Regions from separate parts of the Mus musculus genome. Here region 2 is linked to region 1. Evidence: chromatin contacts called from ENCODE Hi-C or POLR2A ChIA-PET data. All regions are on one chromosome and are shown on one strand. Each heading gives the region's core, a stretch centred on a gene start or an enhancer-like site at or near the end of the contact. The rest is flanking DNA. Distances are from core to core; before and after follow the strand shown.

Region 1 (7,318 bases), core at 2,463-4,962:
TGTGGTGGAGACAGCTGCTCACCTCCCAGCAGCCAGGAAGCAGGCAGAGGGAGCAAGCGGCATGAGTCTGAGGAAAGATTCACATGCCAAGACTACACCCCTGTGACCTACTTCTGCCAACTAGGCCCCATCTCCAGAAGTTTCCAGCACCTCTCAATAAATACCATTAGATTGTGACCTTATCAAAGGATTAACCGTACACAACATAACAGATTTGGTGGTTCAAACCTCCCACCCAAGAAACATGAGACTAAAGCATGAGGTTCATGATTTCAGGGTGACATACTACAACCCAGTCTCAAAACCAAAAGACAGCTAGCTGGGTGTGATGGCACACACCTTTAATCCTAGCTTTGCAGAGGCAGCAGGAAGATCTCTATAATTTCAAGCCTGATCCTATATAGTGAGTTTCAGGTCAGCTAGAGCTACAAAGTGAAACTGGTCCTTGAAGAAGAAAATGAAGAGGAGGAGGCAGGGCAGAGGGGGAGGAAGAGGAGAAGGAGGAAAAGAAAGAGAAGGAGGAGGAGGTAGAAGAGAAATAGGAGGAAACATTTTTGCACTGTGATATTAGGAAAGATGCCTTGAAGGTAATACAGGAATTGGCAAGACCTAGGCTCAAGAGTATGAAGGTGTAAATTCCCCCAGAAGCCTTTGCTCTGAGAAGAGTGCTAGGATGGCTCCCTTACAGGCTGTTGGGATGGTTGTTTCTCGCTTTGTTGCTATGTTCAGCCATCACAGGCTGTTACAGCCATGGTACAAGTTGGGCCAGCTACTGTCAAAGCTGGCATCACCCATATGACTTGGGTTTTGTAGGCACTAAGAGTTGTTGGGTCATGGAGGCTTCCACCCAAATTTCAAAGGAACATGCTTGTCATTGGCTTGGGTGGCTCCTCATTTATTAGCCCTCCTGACAAATACTGAGGCATTTCCTGCCACAAGACACATTTTGGAATAGAAAAGAAATTGAAGACAAAGATACTCAGCTTTATAAGAAATCTCCAAAATCCATCGTCCCCGTCCCAGCCCACCAAGGACCTAGGGTGTAGCCATTTAGGAAGAGCTGATCACCACAGGGTGACACCATACTTCCAGTCTTAGTGTTGTCAGGAGACTTGTGCTGGGTGTTCCACCGGCCCTTGTCCCATGGGCCCCATGGATCCCTGAGATATACTCATGACAAATCCTTCCCAGGGTGATGATGCACACCGTGTCCAGTCCTGGCCTCAGATGTAGCAGGGGAGGGGAGTTGTGTTAGATGGGCTTGGGTTTCCTTGAAGCTGCAGGGCTTGAATGCCCTCCTATACGTGGAAAGTATTTATTGAGAGCATCAGGCATAGGGGCTGTTAAAGACTATTTTATTAGAATTTATTTTACTTTATTTATTTAGAACTTAATGAAAATAAAGACACAGCATACCAAAACTTATGGGACACAATGAAAGCAGTGGTCAGAGGAAAACTCATAGCTCTAAGTGCCTCCAAAAAAGAAACTGGAGAGAGCTTACACTAGCAGCTTGACAACACACCTGAAAGCTCTAGAACAAAAAGAAGCAAATACACTCAAGAGGAGTAGATGGAAGGAAATAATCAAACTCAGGGATAAAATCAACCAAATAGAAACAAAAAGAACTACACAAAGAATCAAGAATACCAGGAGTTAGTTCTTTGAGAAAATCAACAAGGTAGATAAACCCTTAGCCAGACTAACCAGAGACAGTATCCAAATTAATAAAACCAGAAATGAAAAGGGAGACATAACAATGAAATATATCTTAAAATAATTATTCTGTTTGTTGAATATTAACAGTTGAAAATATTAAAATCATGTTCTACAAGCATCATGGAAATATCACTGATAATTTTTCTCACTGTGCTTGAAATTAGAATTTTCTTAATGTTTAACTTCAAAGAGTTTTTGCTATTTTGAAATTTTAAAAATATACTTACTGATGAAATAATTTCTCTCCTAGAGACACTGATAATCTTTTTAAAGTAAACTTATAGTTAGACAATATACACAGATATATAATATGTTATAAATTCTCTCTCATTATGTCAGGTGGTATCATATAAGGGCTTTGGAATATATTTCTTAATGACTCATTTTTAATATTTTATGCTCTTTTACTATGCTTAATTCCCAAAGAATACTTTGTATGTTTTGGAACAATTTAGCATTCAACATTAGATATAGGATCCTCAGTTATGGATAGTAATAAGTGTTCATTAATGATATTTTTAGGGTATGAAAGGATATGAATATAAAATTGAGCAAATTGTTATGTATTATTTGATGCTCAAAATACTCAATATTATTAATATGTTTGTTGTATAAAATGCATTAAAAAAAAAGCTCACCCTGAGAAAGGCTTGGGGCTACAATGGGATCCTGAATCTATTGGCTTAGACCCATGTCTGCGCTGTCTTCTCTGGTGGATAACCCACAACAACCCCAAAGCCAAGTTAGGGCATTATCCCACAGGAAGTGAAGGATGGTCCCTTTTCTGCTCACTTTCTTGCCCACCAGGCTGGACACGGGTCACTGAGGTCAGGCCCTGCTCCTCAGGAGTACTCCCCACCCTGTGAGGTTGGCACTCTTCCCCTGAGGACACTCTGAGGCCATATCCCTGAACTGAGGCCTACTGCCTGCCAAGGAGGAGGGAAGTCAACCTGGACCCTGTTCAAAGTTGGGGCTGTTCCCAAGACCCTGATCTAAAGGCAACAAGGTTTGGTCTTCAGAAGATCCATCTTGGACTATGAGGGGAGGCAGAATCCCTTCAAGGAGCCACTAGTAAGCCTATGTTTGTGGACAGGCCAGGGAACAGCCTCACCTGAATTCCTCAGCGGGGTGAGTCATGGCTACCTCCAGATCCCAGCTTCCCTTGCAGCTAGGTATGGCCCTGTGGCCAAGCGTAGATTGAGTTGTAGCTAATATAGATAAATGGAAGTTCCCTTTCCAGTCTCCAGAAGTGTTCTGGGGATGCTTCATTCTATGCTAGGGATATGAGGTGATGGCTGAGCTTTGGAAGCCATTCTAGGGCTGTGAAGTTTGAATTCCAGGGTTTGGAGGCTAAGACTTCCTGTGACTGTGTCACTGATAACTTCTCCAGAAACTGGTTGCAGGGTATGGTTGGTGGGTCAGTCAGTTTTTCTTCACTATGACGCAGACCTGAGGTAAACTGTTTGAAGGATGAAGGACTTATTTTGGCTTGCAGCTTTAGAGGTTTTAACCAATGTCAGCTGTTGCCATTCCCATGGAACTAGAGTGTGGCCAGGCATAGTAACAGCAGCAAGGCAGAGGGAAGCAGCTTGCCCTATAACAGACAGGAAGCAGAGAGAGATGAAGAACCCAGGCATAAGACATGGCGAGCCAAGTCCTGCCCCAGAAACCTACATCCTCCAATCAGGCCCCACCTTCCACAGTTTCCACCTCCTCCCATCATGGCTATCATTGCACAATTTGTTAATTAGCTCATGATGCAACTTCAATAAAATTACCAGTCTTCAATATATGAGCCCCTGGAGAAGTTAAGTCAGTTTGAGGCTCTCTTACTTGAGACTTTGGTGTTTGCAGTCAAACTTAATTCCAACATTTGGTTTATGACTGAGGGACCCTCTCTAGGAGCAAGCAGGGTAGATTTTTCTCCAGAGGTGAAAGTTCTCAGCTCCGCCCCCTAGAGACCCGATCTGTCTTGACGTGGGGGTGGGGTGCTCAGAACAAAGAGGAAGTGAATGGAAGGGGGAAGCAGCAGGCCAGAGAGGAGGCAGGTGCCTGCCTGCACAGGCAAAGCCTGCAGACAGTGGCTGGAACCAGGATGGACAAGAAGAAAGAGCACCCAGAGGTAAGTGGTAGCCAGGCTAGAGCCAGACAGAGGGCCTCAAGAGGGGTGTCTGTCTACCTCCCACAGTCCCCTCCTCCCAGCACCCTAGGTCCCACAAGCCACCCAGATTGGCTGGCAGATGTCCACTCCTTGCTTGATCTATGGATCCAGGGTCAATGGGTATCAAAGTCTCCAGCCACTGGGCAGCTTTGTCCTATCCCACGCCTCGGGTCCACAGTTTAGCCCACAGGGCAGGAACCCCAGAACCTTGAGGCTCAGGGGGCTCTAAAGCCCATCCCCCAGCTCACCCCTCTCCTGATATGCCAGTACCAGGGAGTGTTTCCCTCTAGCCAGACAGTCCCACCCCAAGGATTCGAAAGACCCACAGGGACCAAGGATGTGACAGGTCTGCAGATGCTTAGAGCCGCCCTTCATCGTTCTCCTACCCTGACCTCAGAGTAGCTCCCAGTGACCACAAGGAGGTCAGAAGTCTGTGGCCCTTGGAAGTCCCAGATTACGGCTGCTGCATTCTTGCCTTTTTGCCAATCCAACTATTTTAGGGGATGAGAACACTTCTCTCAGAGCAGCTGGGAGAGGTAGGCCAGCAGCTCTTTGAGGGATAGCCCTGCCTGGTAACCCTGGCCCAGAACCTCATGTCTGTGCCCCACTGGACATTATAAGACTGGTCAGAGCCAGAAGCTAGGTTTCTGAAGCTGCCTCGGTCACTTGAGCTGCCTGCTATGGGTAGGGTGGGAGATATATCTAAGAACATGAGCCATGATCTGGATGGAAGTGACCTCCTGACTCCCTTCTTCAAGGAACTCTGGTAAGAGGGTGCTGGGCCTCTGTGGGTGACTCTGGTCCTCTCCCCCGCCCCCATCCTCTCACTGTGGTTTCTAGGCTCCACTTCCCCGTAACTTTGGGCATCGAGGGTAGATAGAGCCCCAGGCCTATCTCCTATAATCCATTCCCTGTGCTAAGGTTAGCCACATGCCTACAGGCTGCTGTCCAAGACAACCCTTAAGGGACAGTGGAATTAGTCTCACCACTCTTGGAGTGATAGCCTGACCCACAGAACTGAAGAAGCCCCCAGATTCCACAACCAACCAACTACAATCATACAGTGCCTTAGGTTCCAAACAGCATTCAGGCTGGGAGGGTGGGAAGTCAGTGCCTTGCTCGTGTCTGTGCCAGGGGTTGGGTGACCCATCTGGGGTGCACAGGGCCTCCTGAATGACTGGCCTGACTCTGTAGTGACTCCACTGAAGGAACATGGTGAGTTCTCCACCCTAACTAGCTGTAGCCTCCTTTGCCGTCCCCAGCCTTGACAGCAGTGCAGGGCCAGGCTTGGCTCTTGGTGGCCCTTTTGCCATGCCCCACTTTACAGCCAGCTGCCTACCATGGGGCCACACTTGGGGGCCAGCTGGGGAAGGGAAGCAGCTGCTCATAGCTAATAAGGAAGGGTGGATGAGGCAGCCCAAGCAGAAACTGCACTTTCAGGCCTGGTTTCACTTGTGGTTGGAATAAGGAACTGAGATTCACATACTCAAGACACCAAATCAGGGGACACTGAGGGAGCCATAGGGTACAAGCAGGACACAGCCCTGGGAAAGGTGTAGGCTCAGCCGGCATGGGTTCCATGCGGGAGGCCATGCCTGAGCTGTGACTGGTGTCTGAAGGCTGGAGAGTGCCTCTGTAGGGACTGCTTAAGGAGGTGACACCATGGAGCTGGGGTTGCTGGTGACACAGACTGTTCTGTACAGATGCGGATACCACTCCAGACAGCAGTGGAGGTCTCTGATTGGCCCTGCTCCACATCTCATGATCCACATAGCGGACTTGGCATGGTAGGTCAGGAGATCCTAAAGGAAGTCTGGCCAGGGACTCAGTCTTCTGAAAACAAGTTTAAGCCCAATTCCTAATCAGAACCACATCCAAACTTTCCTTCTCTCTCTCTCTCTCTCTCTCTCTCTCTCTCTCTCTCTCTCTCTCTCTCTCTCTCTCTCTCTCTCTCTCTCTTTCTTTCTTTCTTTCCTCCTTTCTTTCTTTGTTTCTTTCTTTCTCTTTCTTCTTTCTTTCTTTCTTTCTCTTTCTTCTTTCTTTCTTTCTTTCTTTCTTTCTTTCCTTTTTTAAAGATTTATTTTTTAATTTTATGTATATGAGTACACTGTCACTGTCTTCAGACACACCAGAAGAGGGCATCTGAATCCCATTACAGATGGTTGTGAGCGACCATGTGGTTGCTGGGAATTGAACTCAGGATCTCTGGAAGAGCAGTTGGTGCTCTTAACTGCTGAACCAGCTCTCCAGGCCCCCAAACTTTCTTAATTTCCCAAAGATTAGGTCTGGGGGTTTGATTAGAGGGTACAAAACTAGCCCTGCAGTGGGGGTGGGGGGTGCACACCAGAACAAGGTGACCTAGCCTGTTGCATATCTTGTCTAGGTCTCCTCGCTGCAGAGTGGACCATAGAGAAAGCTATGGACCACCTACACCACCCAGGCCTTGCTCTGTGCGTCCCTCATCCCCTCTTGCTCACCCCCAATCCCTCCCCAAGAGCCTGGACAGTATCTGTTATAGGACAGGGAGGGCTGTCCTGGCTGCTAGGAAGACTATTGAAATGTCACCTCATGCAGGTACTGGGGATGCTAGCTGTACTGGGACTCAGCTCTGTGACTCTCATCTTGTTCCTGTGGCAAGGGGCCACTTCTTTCACCAGTCATCGGATGTTCCCTGAGGAAGTGCCCTCCTGGTCCTGGGAGACCCTGAAAGGAGACGCTGAGCAGCAGAATAACTCCTGTCAGTGAGTGTACACCAGGGGTTCTCACAGGGTTGTAGGCTATGTGTCTGGGCTGGGTGCCGCCTCACTGGGTCCCTGAACGGGTGATTTAGCTCACAGTAAGGCTGTGATTGTCCCAGGGATGGAGTCTGGATTCCCCAAGAGAACACCTCATGGCCCCTCTGGGCTGAGCATGCCCCATCCCCAGGTTCCTCACTGTATAGTCTCCTGTACTTCAGCTTTGGGGGACTCAGGCTAAAACTTCCCATCTCACTGTCCTCTTTCTGTACCTTTGGCCTGGGTTCAGGCCCTGGAGCCACCTGGGGTCAGTCCCTCCCTCCGGCTGGGTGGCAGGAATGGAACAAATGGCTGGCCAGTGGCTCCGATAGATACAGCTTGGTCTGCCCTGGGTTCTGTCCCTAGGCTCATCCTTGTGGAAAGCATCCCTGAGGACTTGCCATTTGCAGCTGGCAGCCCCACTGCCCAGCCCCTGGCCCAGGCTTGGCTGCAGCTTCTTGACACTGCTCGGGAGAGCGTCCACATTGCCTCGTACTACTGGTCCCTCACTGGACTGGACATTGGAGTCAATGACTCGTCTTCTCGGCAGGTTGGTCCTTGTTTTTGCTTTCTGGCTACGAGGCACAGGTCTCTCCCTGGATGTCAAGGGCTCAGCAAGTCGGGCTGCTATCTGTTCAGAGCTCAGCCAGGCCCAGGGCTCAGC
Region 2 (7,318 bases), core at 1,690-4,189, 35 kb after region 1:
GAGGCCCAAGCTCAGAACTGGGTCAGGTTGGAGTTCGAATGGAAGACCCCCACAGGCAGGTAGTGACCTACCCCTGAGAAACTGTATTCCAGATCTGTTTCAGGGGAGTCTCACGGGTGTGAAAGGCCCCTGAGGGAAGCTGTTGAGATCTAGTAAGTAAGATGCACTCTGTGCTGGGAGGTCCAAGATGGGAGGGAGGGAAGGAAGCAAGAGGCGGACCAGCCCTGGCCCTGCTGCCTGGGGTTAGCAAGCTCCCGTGTTCACAATCCCACCCACACAGCCCTCTTTTCCTTGTAAGGATGAGAGCAATGGCCCTGCTCAGAGGCATGGACTTTGCCACCAGGCTCTACTCCAGGGGCTAGCAGGAGCCCACCCGTCCCTACCCCACCCCTGCCCAAGAATGCACAAAGAGGCCATGGAAACCCTCCTGGTTGCAGAGTGGAGGCTGCCTGCCCCTGCCAGCTGTGGGAAGGACGGAAGCCTGAGAGCCCAGCCTCGCCCACCTAGAACCCGACGCCCAGGCCTGGGCGACAGGGAAGCTACTTAAGTACCTGCCCACATATGTCTCTCAGAGGCAGCTCTGTAAACAGCCCAGCTGTGAACACTGCCACCTTGATAATGACACAGGTTGTTGATAGTCACCAAAGCCCTGTTTTATAGAGGAGGAGATGGGGACACACCTGAGCCAAGCCTAGCAGGTCTGGCCACTGTCACCTGATATTCCCCCCAAATTCCCTGGTCCCTCCTCAACACCACAAACCCTTCGCTCAGTCCCAAACATTGCCGTTAGCACCCCACTCCTACAGGCACAAACCTGCACTCAGGGCATGGTGGGGCTGGGTAGGGGTACGGTGGGGGTGCCATGGTGGAGGCCCCCGGTTTGGAGAAGTTGGAGTTCCAGGAACTGGGCTGTTTTATGGTAGAGGTGAACATGTCAGCCTGGGGGACAGTAAGGGAGGGAGGCAGGGGCTCCACAGAAAGGCACGCTGCCCCCACCATCCATGGTCACCTCTCTGTTGAGGACCGACAGCAGGGCCATGGAGGCAGGGTGGGACATTCACTTAAACAAAACTAGAGTTTGCATTCAGACTGCTTTGACTTCCAGGTGGGGCCTGTTTCGGAGGGCGTATTTGCATGTTACCAGGACATTGAGAAAACTGGCTGAGAGATCCACAGCTGTCCAGTAGCCCGAGACATGTATAGACGTGTCTGGCCAGGGGTGCCCCTCTGAGCTTACAGCAACAGCCCAATATGAAGCAGTGGCAGTTAGGGCCCAGGGCAGGCTCACACTGGGAAGGCCTCTGCTTTCAGATTGGGATCCTTGCATCTTCATGAGCTCGCATGCACCCCACCTTGCATGTCCTCAGGCCTCGCCCAGTCCTGGAACTTCACAAAGCAAGTGCTAAGCTGGGATGACTGTCATGAGACTTTCAGACCTTGTGGAGCAACACCCCAGGCAGTGGCGGGCCTGCCCACTCCATCCCCCAGTGCTTCTGGAGATAAGACCGAGACTAGGAAGAGAGCCAGCTCCGAAGGGCTGAGCCACCTGGTCCAGGGCCAGAACTCTTCCCCGTATAGACCAGCCTGGCCCAGGAAAATGTTCACATTTTTCTTTCTTAAAACAAGCTTCCTGGAATCACCTCTGCAAGACCTCTCCCCCTGCCTCAGCTCACTGCTTCTCCCTGTGCCTAGGCCCTCTCCCATGTGGGACATTTCATAGGCTGCTCTGCGCCCCTCCCCCCACCCCCAGGCAAACAAGCGGGCAGTGAGGCAGTCCTGCCGATTGTCTCTACATCTCCCAAGGACTTGGAGGGAGCTTGATACACAATGAGCACTAGTACAAGAAATGGCTAAGGAAGGGAAAGAAAATGAAGTGGTCAAAACTCCTGTGGCAACTTGTGGCCATTAATCCCGGCACTCGAGAGGCAGAGCCAAGATGACAGGAAACTCAGGGCTGGTCGGTCAGAGCTGCACAGTGAGCTCAGAGCCAGTGCAGGCTATTTGAGAAAGAACCTGCCTCAAAAATCAAAATAAAACGGCAATGAGCACCCCTGCCCAGACACTTAGAAAGAGATGCAAAGGACCAGTAGGTGGGCCCAGGCCAGCCGCTGTATCTGGAGAATCTGAGACACAAGAAATATACTAAGCCCATCAACCCCCAAAGACTCAGAAGCCAGCAGAAGCCGCCACACCCTCAACCACCCAAGAACAGACCAGCCACCCCACTCTGTTGAGTAAAAGGACAAAATTCTGGACACCAGGGACAGTGTGACCCAACGTAGGTAGTCCACAACTCCAGTCCCATCTTGGATACCCCCAGTAAGCAAGTTGGCTGTTGTCTGAGCCAACTTCTATGGCCACCCCAGGCTTTTGTACATCAAACCAGATCAGTAGACAAAATCTGGGGACCTCTCCCTGAGCCACAAGACCCAACCTTGCGGTTCTGGATCCTGCTACTAAAATAGCTATTTGGTCCCTTTGGCACCAAGGTCCCTCACAACTTAGGCTTCCTCCAAACAAAAGCTACTACCTACACCAGACAGCGGCACGGCTCGGACACTGGGAGTTCTGTGGCAGCCCACAGCCTGCAGTGCAAACCGGGAGGTACTGCTCCAGGCCTTCTTAGTCCCGAGCCCTCAGACAGTTCCTTGTTAGCGTTTTTCCCAACCCAGCCTGGCTGGCCCTGGCACAAGTTACTTGGAGCCACAAAGAACTGACACCCCCCATCCTTCAACATCAGCAGGAAGATGCCCGGCCCAGCTCTGCCCCTGAGGCCTCCCTTGCTGGCTGCCCATCGGGCCCCCTCTGACCTGCTGAGTGGTGAGAGGGGCAGGTGCTGCAGGGCTGAGCCCAGGAGGGGACAGGGTGCAGAAGGGGTGCAGCCACTTCTCCGAAGAGGACACGTTCCCAAACTTGTCTAGAAGAGATCCTGGGCCGGCTACCTCCCACCAGATCCTCCCCTCCACAGTCCCTCCTCTCACTGTCCCTCCTCCCATGTCTTCAGCCAGGCTAAGAGCCCGTCCAACCCCCCCTCCAGCGAGCGCACGCGCGCGCGCGCGCACACACACACAAACACACACACACACCCTACCAGAGGGAGTGGGTGGTTCCCCTCACATGCTCCATTCCATCTCTGGGAGCCAGGGACCCCACCCCAGCTCCCCAACCCCCACCAGCTCAGGCAGCTGACCTGAAGAGGAAACGCCTGCTGTCTGACTCACAACCACTACCCCAGCCAGTTACTGTGTAAGCAGCCGCCTTTTGTGTGGATACGCAGATATGAAGCAGGTTCTCCCATTCTCAAGCCTTGGGTCTCAGTTTCCCTTGTGGTGGCTGGGGGTTCTAGAAAGAGAAGGGGGCTGGGTGTGGTGGTTCACACCTGGGAGACAGAGACAGGCAGATCTCTGTGATTTTGAGAGTTGCCTGGTCCTCATAGCAAATCCTAGAACAGTCAGAGCTACACGGTGAGATCCTGTCTTTAAAACACACACACACACACACACACACACACACACACACACACACACACACACCATTTAACCAACACAACACCTTCCTACCTAACCCTCTGGCAAATGATGTCTCCTGAACCTGAGCTGCTGTGAATGGTACTGCATAAAATAGGTGTAGCTGGAACTGGAAACTGACATTTGTGCTTCCCTTGTACCCTTATTATTTAGAGATTAGTGGTGGATGAGAAGCCTGCATGCATCCTTGGGCTTCAGCCCTCAAGGCTCCCATTGCTCAGCTCTGTTCCCTCTCCCCTCAGACCAGCTCCACTCTCAGCCCCTGCTAGCTCTAGGTGGCCAGCAGACCCAGGCAGGAACCACTGGGTGTACTAGCTGTCGCTGTTTGGGATCCCAGTGCCGGCTCTGGGCACCTGCACCTGTGGACAGGCTACAGCAGGCTTGCACGCACAGCTAAGGCTAAGGGGTCGAGGACAGGGAACGGTCAACAAGGGCAGCCCTTAGAAACACACCAGATCCCAGATCGGCATAACAGGCCAGAAATGAGAGCCACTGGAAGAGGCAAGTGAGGCCACCTCAGAGAGCCCCAAGGACGGGAGAAGGCAGGGGTCACTGGTGGGCAAAGAGGCTTCAGGGACAGCCTCAGTCCGGACAGGCTTCCTTCCCCCAACCTTGGCCTGAAAACCTAACGGTCATGGATGGAGAAAACAACTCTATTTACAGGGCACAAGCCAGGCCAGCTCCCCACCTCCCGCTCCACGGCCCCACCCCCAAGACAGCTCTCACCTGGGAACTCTGTTTACTGCCTGACACCAAACCAAACCAAACTGTCAGCTCTAGGTGGAGTGAGGCTGGCTGAGTCATCAGGGAGCCGGAGGTGGGGGGGTGGGGGTGGAGAGAATGCTGTCCGGGAGCTGGAGATGGAGTGAGGGGGGAGAATGCTGTCCTGGAGCTCCCCTGCTGCCACTGGGTTCTCCTGAGCCAGGTCATCCATCCCATCAGCCCCTCTACCTGTGAGCCCCACAGTTCTGACTCCCCCCTTCCTCTTCTGTCCCTTGCCCCACCCACCTGAGGACCCATGATCACCTCCACCCCAAGCTCCTAGCTAAGGTGCACCATACTGCTGCACGGATGGATGGCTTGGGGACAGACGACAGGGCTTGGGGACGGTTGACAGTAGGGAAGAAGAGTTGGAACTGCGATTCTAGGGGGCCTCATGAGCTGCCTCTTGCCCATATCCAACCCAGAGGGGCTCGCTCACTCGACTCTCAGCAGGCTTTGCCTACCTCAGATCCTAAGGATGCCCACACACCCTGATCAATCCTTGATTCCACGTAGCAGACCCAGTGGTCAGGTTGAGTCTGTGGAGGGCATTGGACATCTGCTGAGTCACAGACCCAGGTGTCTGGATGTGTCGAGCGACGCCCACTGCACACACAAGTCCTGCTGGAAGCTGCCAGGACCCCACCCCCCCCCAGCCCAGCTCTTTAACAACATGGGAACTTGGCAGTGACAGTGACGAGACCGGGTGGGGCTGGGGGCAGCTGCTAGTGACTCAGCTGAGGGCATTCCCAGGGGATGCGTCACAGCACGGCCTGGGTGCTCTGCCACCCGCCCACCCTCTAGCAAGGCCTGCCAGTGAAGGAGCCACCCAATAGTGGGCTGGCAGCCAGGCATCTGTGACAGGCTGCCTTTCTTCCTCCTACAGAGGGTCCAGCTCTCAGGAAACAAGGGCCACTAGAGGATCCAAGAAGGCACGGGGAGGGACAGGGCAACTGGACTGCACTGCCTGCATGCTAGCTTCTGCTCGGTCCGGTCCTCCACTCTGCAGCAAGCGGGGGGGGGGGGCAGACTCCACTGGGAAGGGCTGAGTCACCTGCAGTTGCAAATCTCAGTGTGGGGCAGCCCCTAAGGGGCAGATGACAAGCTGTGGAAGAGTCCGGGTGAGGCCCTGAGCTGTGTGGAACCCTTGCTGCCTGCATCTTACTGGGTCAGGAAAGTGACTCGAGGTCCCTTTCCGACTGCCTCACAACACCCAGCCACTCTGCCCACCATTGGGATAAAAGGACTAAGTTCACAGCCAGGACCCTGGAGAGTGACCTCAGCTCTGTCCTCTGTTCTCACATGTACAGGTTGGGGCCAGGTGTGCACTGCAGCGTGCTGGCCAGGGAGGAGCTCACAGCCCGTGGCAGGAGCGGCTGGAAGTGTTTCTGCCATGTGTGGGGTGTGGGGAGTGGGGAACACAGCCTCCCGCCCCAGGCCTCCTGGGCCCCAATCCAATTTTCCGTCTGAGAAAGTGCTTCTGACTATTAAATATTTATCCCAGCAAGGCAGGCCTTGGCTCCCTTGGCCTGTGACTTCCAAAAAATAAAAAAATAAAAATAAATAAAAATAAAGGGAAACCCAGAGACAGAGGCAGAGAACAGGAAGAGAAATGCCCTTCGCAGGACAGCAGCTTCCCTTAGAATGGGGTCCAAAATTGGGAGTTCAATGTTTCCACCTATGACTCTGGTCCAAACTCACAGATACATTCTTCCTTCTGTCCAACTCCATTTCCCCAGCCCCTGTCCCCTACGCAGATCCAGCCTGGTGAACGTAGTTACTGCTGCCCTGTGGTCTCCCTCCTCATGGATTTTGAGCCCTCCGTGGCTCCTCCATGTATCCAGGCCACTGTCTGCTCTCTCCCCAGCGTTTTGGGACCTCTTGGCTATAGTGGTAGCAGCTCTCACTAAGTGGGCAGGCAGGGATGAGTGGACATCACTCAGACCTGACACCATCCCTGAGTGCAGGATCTGCCTCCTCCTCTTGGGCAGGGATCAAAGCTGGTGAGATCTTGGCGTTTTGCTCCTGGGTGGTAGTGATGCCCAGGTAAGATAAGCGTCTCACTCTCTCTGCCACGGCTAGAACCTCTCCTCCCTAGCCAAGCCGACCCAAGCTGCACCTGAAACACAAACAGCTTCAGTATAGGGTGTGGAGGAGGTCACAGAAGGGAGGACACAGAGGGCTGGAGTAAAATGCTCCCAGCAGGGGCAATGACTAGGCCTTCCCAGGTGGAGGTGGGCACAGCCGCCAGGGCCCAGGAGGTTAGGAAGCTAGAGGATCTGCCGGTTCCGTCTTCCTGTCTACACTCATGCTTTCTTGGCTGATAACAGCAGATGCAGCCTGTGGCTTGGAGAGAGCAGAATGAAGCCTGTTCTGTCACCTAACCCATCCAAATAAAGAGCCTTACTGGGCAGTGGAGATGCACACCTTTAATCCCAGTTCTATGATCCCAGCAGGGGCAGGGGGAAATCTCTGAACTCAAGGCCAGCCTGGTCTACAGAATAAGTTCCAGAAAAGCCGAGGCTATGCAGAGAAACCCTTGTCTTGAAAATAGACAGACAGACAGACAGCGAGAGTGAGAGAGGGCAAGAGAGAATGTGTGTGAGAGACTGAGAGCACAAGAGAGAGCGAGAGAGCGAGCGAGAGAGCAAAAGAGTGAGAGAGAGAGAGCCCCCAACATCCGCTTTTGCCCTCACTTCCCTCAAGCAGGAAGTAAATCCTTATGACCTCCATTGCTTCCTCCTCAGTCAGTGCCTGTCCCACCATGGATCCATCCAGGCTGAGGTGGGGCTACCAGAGCCCAGCCCCTTTTGTGTTCTGCCCGGTAGCACAGGACAGAGCTAGCACCTTTCAGAACCACCTCCCATCTCTCAGGGAATATGGCCTGTGTCTTGGCTGGATGCCTAGAGAGTCCCACTATGCTCAGCATCTCTGGGAACATAGATTCCCACCAGTGTGGACAACCCTGCCCAAGAGATGACAGAGTAGAGCTAGCATGTGTCCTCGCTGGGGTACAGCCCCTCCCCCTC

The links. A loop is a pair of places that touch in the nucleus more often than their neighbours do. ChIA-PET counts read pairs that join two places held with the same protein, here RNA polymerase II (POLR2A).
Region 2: a loop to region 1 is called in a map of CH12.LX, with 2.6 times the contacts of the local background. The contact joins the promoter of Ahnak2 here to the promoter of Pld4 in region 1. A Hi-C loop is called at or near these places in 17 of 37 maps with a recorded cell type or tissue (CH12.LX, CH12F3, Patski and 8 more). POLR2A ChIA-PET finds 5 or more read pairs at or near these places in 3 of 5 experiments (Patski and embryonic stem cell).

Annotation. Positions count from the first base shown.
Region 1 is chr12:112,756,943-112,764,260 of GRCm38, forward strand. Pld4 (phospholipase D family, member 4) reads left to right here and starts at 3,713. Exons shown (of 11, transcript NM_178911.4): 1 at 3,713-3,841; 2 at 5,584-5,667; 3 at 6,455-6,621; 4 at 7,021-7,204. The coding sequence starts at 3,815.
Region 2 is chr12:112,792,803-112,800,120 of GRCm38, forward strand. Ahnak2 (AHNAK nucleoprotein 2) reads right to left here and starts at 2,940. Exons shown (of 10, transcript NM_001378499.1): 1 at 2,811-2,940.